Linked DNA regions of Homo sapiens: region 1 is linked to region 2. A link is a contact called in ENCODE Hi-C data. All regions are on one chromosome and are shown on one strand. The core of a region is the stretch at or near the end of the contact, and the rest is flanking DNA. Distances in the headings are between cores, read along the strand shown. Region 1 holds the start of KLHL29 (kelch like family member 29). Region 2 holds the start of SF3B6 (splicing factor 3b subunit 6).

Evidence for each region. A loop is a pair of places that touch in the nucleus more often than their neighbours do. Pooled maps may share reads with other maps.
Region 1: a map of B cell shows a loop between it and region 2 (9-fold over the local background). The contact joins the promoter of KLHL29 here to the promoter of SF3B6 in region 2. A Hi-C loop is called at or near these places in 4 of 168 maps with a recorded cell type or tissue (B cell, chondrocyte and naive thymus-derived CD4-positive, alpha-beta T cell), 6 of 37 single-sample maps with no recorded cell type and 19 of 50 pooled maps.

Annotation. Positions count from the first base shown.
Region 1 is chr2:23,383,811-23,387,023 of GRCh38, reverse strand. KLHL29 (kelch like family member 29) reads right to left here and starts at 1,845. Exons shown (of 14, transcript NM_052920.2): 1 at 1,244-1,845. It overlaps LINC02923 (long intergenic non-protein coding RNA 2923), which reads left to right. Exons shown (of 6, transcript NR_187213.1): 1 at 1-3,213. RefSeq lists silencers at 1-8, 179-348, 369-488, 729-1,588, 1,759-2,108.
Region 2 is chr2:24,074,319-24,077,603 of GRCh38, reverse strand. It overlaps SF3B6 (splicing factor 3b subunit 6), which reads left to right and starts at 1,278. Exons shown (of 4, transcript NM_016047.4): 1 at 1,278-1,404. The coding sequence starts at 1,375. It overlaps TP53I3 (tumor protein p53 inducible protein 3), which reads left to right. Exons shown (of 5, transcript NM_004881.5): 5 at 1-171. The coding sequence ends at 25. It also overlaps a transcript of FAM228B not described here. RefSeq lists a silencer at 404-1,053 and enhancers at 1,164-1,393, 928-1,459, 1,460-1,992.

The DNA of each region.
Region 1 (3,213 bases), core at 596-3,095, 690 kb after region 2:
AGCATCTCTGGGGGCCCGCGCGAGGGCCCGCCAACGGACCGCGTCTGCCGCTTGGTTCCACAGCCCAGGGACGACAACTGGCTTCTCAGCGGGTGGACCCAGGCATCCGAGACTCGCGCGTGGCCGCCACCCCCTCCTCCGAGACGGCTGGCCGCAGGCAGGCAGCGCGTCCCCGCCTTCCCCAGGCAACGCAGAGGCGACCTGCCCTAAGAGCCACCTCCGACCTACCCCGGCTCCCAGCCCCGCGCTCCGGCCCCAGGCGAGCACGTCCCTCCCTTGGGGCCCGGGGCCGACGCTGCCCAGCGCGGGCACCCGCGCGGCGACCGCAGATAACCCTAGCGCTCTCAGCCCGCTCCAGGCCACGGAGACCGGGACGCGAGCCCTGGGCTCCCCCGGCCCCCCGAGGCCATCGGGGCGCGCGTTCACACTCCCACACTACACATCTCCAGGTCCACCCTGTCCCACACATCAACAACCCCTCCCCAACGACACCACCTCCTGGCCGCTTCGCCGTCCCCGTGAGCTCTCCTTTCCGCGTCCCCCCACAACACGCTGGCACCCACAAGGTGTCAAGGGAAGTGTGCGTGTGTGTGTCGGGGTGGGGTGGGTCACAATAAGGTCTGTGCGGGTTCCCTCCCGACGGTTTTCGAGCTCATCTACCTCGAAAGTTACTTGGGATTGAGTAAAGAGACCCAGTCCCCAAATGCGAGATCAGAGGACGCGAGGGGCAGAAAACCCCAACCTGGCTTCTCGCTGCACAGAGGCGCGCACCTCCCCAAAGGACAGTGCGCGCGGCCGCCCCTGGGGGCCAGCCCTCCGTCGCCTCCAGGTCTCCTGCCCGGCCGGGGCCCTGGGCCGCTCAGGGGAACGTGGCCTGGAGAGGGGCGCGCGCCGCCGGGCCCAGCAGGGGGGCTGCTCCGGCCAGGGGTCACACAAGCCTCCAGCACCTCCGAACACCGTGACAGTGGCCCCAGGCAGCCCCGGTGCATACACACCCGGGGGCAGGAAGTTTTTTCCCCCCCTTTTTTTCCCCCTGGAGCAGCGCAGGCGCAAGGGCTCCTGCAGCCTGCGAGTCCAGACGCGGGAGGCTCCTGTCGCCGCCGCCGCCGCCGAAGCCGAGCCCAGGGTTCCGGGTTCCGGCCCCGCTCCCACGCCCGGCCCGGCCCGGCCCCACGCGGCGGCCAGGACCTGGGTCTCCCTCCGGCGCCGCATCCGAGGCGCTCCAGCCCGGCCCGGCTCTTACCTCCGGCGCGCGGCTCCGGCCCCGGCCCGACGCGCAGAGAGCCCGGGGTCGCGGGTGGGCGCAGGAGGGCTGATGGAGAGCGGACAGCGCCGGCGGGTAGCGGTGGCTGGGGCCGCTCGGGTCCTGGCCGGAGGAAACGGATCCAGGTCCTCCTCCTCGCGTTCCTGCTCTCCGCCTTCTCCCCTCGTTCCTCCTCCTCCTCCGCCGCCGCCGCCTCCCGGCAGCCCAGGGAGGATGCCCGGGAGAGGGAAGTCGGTCCTCCTGCCTGTCAGCCTGTGCGGCTATGAGCGGTGCGGCGCGGCTCTCATCGAGGCGGCGGCGGCGGCGGCGGCTCCGGCAGCATCGCCCCCGCCCTCTCCCCGCAGCCGCGGCGGCCGCGGGGCTGGGGCTGGCTCCGGGCTCGCGGCTCGGGCTCCGGGCGGGGGCTGCGCTCAAGCGCGGCGACCGCCGGGGCTGCGGACGGGCGCTGCGGAGCCGGGGCCGGGGCTGGAGCTGCGGCGAGATCCGCGGTGGCGGGGACGGCGGCGGCGGCGCGGGGGCTGGCGCGGCCGCGGCGCGGGGACCATGCTCCCTTCTGGCTCGCTCCGCTCCGGGTACCGTCTGCTTTAGCTGCGAGGGAGGCGGGCTTCGGCGCGCAGCCAGGGGCGGGCGGAGCCAATCACGGGCGCCCGAGTGGGCGGGGGTGGCGGGTGGGGGAGGCGGGGCCCTCTGGCCCGGCCCGGCCAGGCCGGGCCCCGTGCGCAGTTTCCCCGGCCCGAGGGATTCCCGGCTGCCGCGCGCCGGGTCCGAGGTTGGAGTGCTCGCGGGTGTGTCCGTCGGTCCGTCCGTCCGCCGCCCCCGCCCCCCGCGGTGGCCCCCGGCTCGCCTGGCTCCGCGGCCGCGCCCGGCAGACGCACGGCGCGTGGCACGGGCTGCTCCGCCGTGGCCTCCTGGCCTTGCTGGCCCAGGGTTGGGGGCCCGGGACTGAGGCGAGCTCCCCGTCTGCTCTCAACACCTGAGGAAACTGGCGGAAAAGTTTGAGAAGGAAAAAGTCCAATCGTCTTTCAGCTTCCGCCCTCTTTATGACACTCCAGCCTTGGAAAGGAGCAGGAATTGTCCACACCTCTGAAGGACCAGGGAGAGCCCTGCAAAGTGTCCACCAGCCTTCTGAGTCAGCCCTGCCTCTCCTGGGGCGCGCGACTTTTCTGTTCATACTGACCCTTAGGAATCCAGGAAGCCTTCTCTGTTTAACAGCCTGACCAGCCTTTGATGTCTATACCGACTACTCACCCCCACCACAGCTCGCTCTCTCTCACACTGTCTACACTGACTTCTCAGTCCCACCACCTCTCGGTCTACACATGCTGTCTACACAGACCCTAACTTCTAACCCTAATAGAAGAGATTTGGCCAGAGGCGTGTGGGACCCCCAATGAGGGCTTTTCCATTATGCTAGAATATTTCACTCTGGGCACAGTCTTCTCCACCCCGACCGCTCTCCTAATCTGGTTTTTATTCCCCGACCTCTCCCTCCTCCCCTACATCCCCTTTACCTGGTTTTGAGTTTCAGAGGAAATATCTGTACCTGCCCTCCTCCTCCACCCCTGTCTGAATGTAAAGGCCTGAGGGCCCAATCCTCATCCTCCACCCTCCCTCCGCTCCCCCGGGTAAAGGCCTGAGGCCTGAGGCCTTGCTAGAAATTGGAGTTGGGGTGCTGTAGGTAGTGTGGGGAGCTGGCTGTGGGGGCCCAGCTGGGAGGAGCTGGCCTGGGGAGGGCTTTGCCAGTCCTTGCCTCCATCTACCAGGGCCAAGGAGGACTGAGCCGGTAAATATTTTCTTCTCAGCTCCCCCCCTGTGATGTCTGATCCAGGCCTCTGCTCTCCTTGGCTGTAAACTCAGCGCACGGATTGTGTCTTCTTTAATATTTTGTAGGAAGCAGAGTACAGTGTCGTGGCTGATAAATAATAAATAATAATAATCTACTGAGGGTA
Region 2 (3,285 bases), core at 29-2,528:
GATCGTCCTGGAACTGCCCCAGTGAAGGAGGATGGGGCAGGACAGGACGCGGCCACCCCAGGCCTTTCCAGAGCAAACCTGGAGAAGATTCACAATAGACAGGCCAAGAAACCCGGTGCTTCCTCCAGAGCCGTTTAAAGCTGATATGAGGAAATAAAGAGTGAACTGGAAGGGTGGCACGCGGACTGGGGCCGCCGCGGCGGGGTTGAGGTGGGAGTCCGGACGGGCGTCGCAGCGGGGATTACTGAGGCCCGATCAGCTGACGCTCAACCTGAGGGCCCCTCCAGGGACGGAGATTCTGGGTATAGTTACAGCGTCAGCCGTGACACAAGCCGCCAGAACCCCACATATTCCGCCTTGCGCACAGCTAGAGGCCCAGGCCCACCACCTCCGGCACCTGCCCGCGCGCCCCGCAACCAGTGGGCACCACAGCAGGCCCCAGCCCTGCCCGCTACTCACCTGGGCCCCACCCCACCTCTCGCCGCCCTCCTCAGGCCCCACCACCTCCCGCTACACATCTGAGCCCCGCCCCACCTCCACCACTTTCCTCAGCCCCAACCACCTCCTGCTACACTTCTGGGCCCCGCCGCACCTCCACCACCCTCCTCAGGCCCCGATCCCTTCCGCTACTCACCTGGGTCCCGCCCCAGCTCAGTCCTCCTCAGGCCCCGCCTTCGCCCGCTACTCACCTGGGCCCCACCCCACCTCTCGCCACCCTCCTCAGGCCCCACCACCTCCCGCTACACATCTGGGCCCCGCCCCACCGCCACCACCCTCCTCAGGCCCCGCCCCTTCCATTACTCACTTGGGTCCCGCCCCAGCTCACCGCCTTGCTCAGGCCCGGCTCCCTCCCGGATACTCACTTGGGCCCCACCCCAGCTCTCCGCACCCTCCTCAGGCCCCGCCCCCTCCCGCTACTCACCTGGGTCCCGCCCTACCTGTCATAACCCTGCTCAAGCCCCGCCTCCTCCGCTCCCCAGTTACTCACCTGAGACCCGCCCCAGCTCTCCGCCCTCCTCAGGCCCCGCCCTCTCCACCCGGGTTCCTCTGCTCAGGGCCTCCCCGACCGGAACATCTCGCCTTTTGGAGGCTACGCCCCGCCCTTTACGGTACAGAGCCCGGAAGTGTCTTGGACTCTCGCCTTTCCATCTTCCGGCCTCGAGTCTCGCTCAGGCTCGGTTTTACCCCGGAGTCTATTCGAAGGGGGCTGCTACGTCAGCGCGTCTCAGCGTAAGACGGCGCTATTCCGCTGTAACAGCTTCCGGCGGGTCCTGGATGTTGATGTCCTGCATCTAACGCGGTGTAACCCCCGAAGCCGAGCGAGCTCCGGAGGAATTTCAGTATCTGCTACGGTAACTTCATCAGCCCGCCAAGATGGCGATGCAAGCGGCCAAGAGGGCGAACGTGAGTATCGGGTGTTCTGCGGAGGGTGGGAGAACTTCGGGTTTGACTTTCTTAGCGGCGTGGATCGGAGCATTCTTGCTCCTCCTCCGTCCCCAGAGCGGAGAACTCCAGAATTCCTATCCTGTCAGCGAAGACACTATCCGGCCCCATCCTCAGAGATATGCTCCTTGAGCCACATTTCTGTCCCCACCCCTTTTGAGAGTTCCTCAGTCTCTACCCTAGTGTCAGTGATAGTGTTACCCCTATAGCCTCTTTGCTTGACCCGCACCTAAGGACCTGGCGTTAGGATTATCTCCTTGACTTAAAGTCGATATCTCAGAAGAGTCCTCAACTAACTTAATGGTTCACCAACAACTAGGACCTGGGATTCCCCTCAGATCATGGTGCTTTTCGGATCCTTCATTAACACATTAATTAAAACAATATTTTTTGAGCACCTACTATGTATTCTGCTTGCCATGTGGGACATAATTCATCAATTATATTTATTGAATAGCTACTATGTGCCAGACACTAGTCTTACGTATTGGGAATACAGCAGTGAATAAAACAAGTCCTTCTGCTTACATTCTAGTGTTTGAGAGTACAGTGTTACGGAAACTTTTAAAAAAAAAAAACTCAAAAAAGAGATTAGTCAACAGTAAAACGCTTAGAGGTGTAAGATGAAGTTAGGCCGAGTGAGGTGGCTCATGCCTGTAATCCCCGCACTTTTGGAGGCTGAGGTGGGAGGATTGCTTGAGCCCAGGAATTCAAGGCTGCCTTGAGCCATGATTGTGCCACTGCGCAGCACTTCAGCCCAGGAGACAGAGCAAGACCCTGACTCAAAAAAAAAAAAAAAAACAGAAAGAAAGAAAGAAAGAAAGAAAAGACAAGCAATTGACCATTGTATATGTAAATGGAGACTTTTGGTGACCTTGATGATAGGAATCATTTCAGTGGATGAAAACTTGATTGCAGTGGGGTGAAAAGATGGTGGAAGTTGAGAAAATGGAAACAGCAAAGACACTCTGTCCATGAGTTCTCATTTAAATAGGAAGTAGGGAAATTGGATGATAGTTGACTTTTTTTTTTGAGATGGACTCTCACTCTGTCACCCAGGCTGGAGTGCAGTGGCACAGTCTTGGCTCACTGCAACCTCTGTCTCCTGAGTTCAAGCAATTCTCCTGCCTCAGCCTCTTGAGTAGCTGGGATTACAGGTGCCCACCACCATGCCCGGCTAATTTTTGTATTTTTAGTAGAGACAGGGTTTCTCCGTGTTGGCCAGGCTGGTCTCAAACTCCTGACCTCAAGTGATCCACCTGCCTTGGCCTCCCAAAACGCTGGGATTACAGGCATGAGCCACCGCACCCGGCCAGATAGTTGACTTTTTAAAAGATGTGTGATATAGGTGTATCTTTATGCCAATGGGAGCAATCCAGCAGAGTGTGCGAAACATGATATGGAAGAAAGATAGGTTGAGTTTAGAAGTGAAGGTTTTGAGTAGATGAAGGTTGGCGTAGTAATAGAGGGAAAGTAGTTGGATATAGATGAAAAGTATTTCAATTGGTCATGTCTATTTTCTCCAAGAAACAAGAATCAGGGTCATCTCCTGGGATGGGCAGGGAAGAGGGTACAGCCCAACTCAGGTGTTAGCAGGAGTGATGGTGGTAAGGTTTGCAAAGGCCTACACCCACCACCATGCCTGGCTAATTTTTTAAAATTTTTGTAGAGATGGGGGTCTCACTATGTTGTCCAGGCTGGTCTCAAACTCCTGGGCTCAAGTGATCCTCCCACTTTGCCTCCCAAAGTGCTGGGATTATAGGGACCAGCCACTGCACCCAGCCTCTGTTGCTTTTTCAAAGATCTGCCCATTTTCAGAAACATCAAATTATACCTCTTATT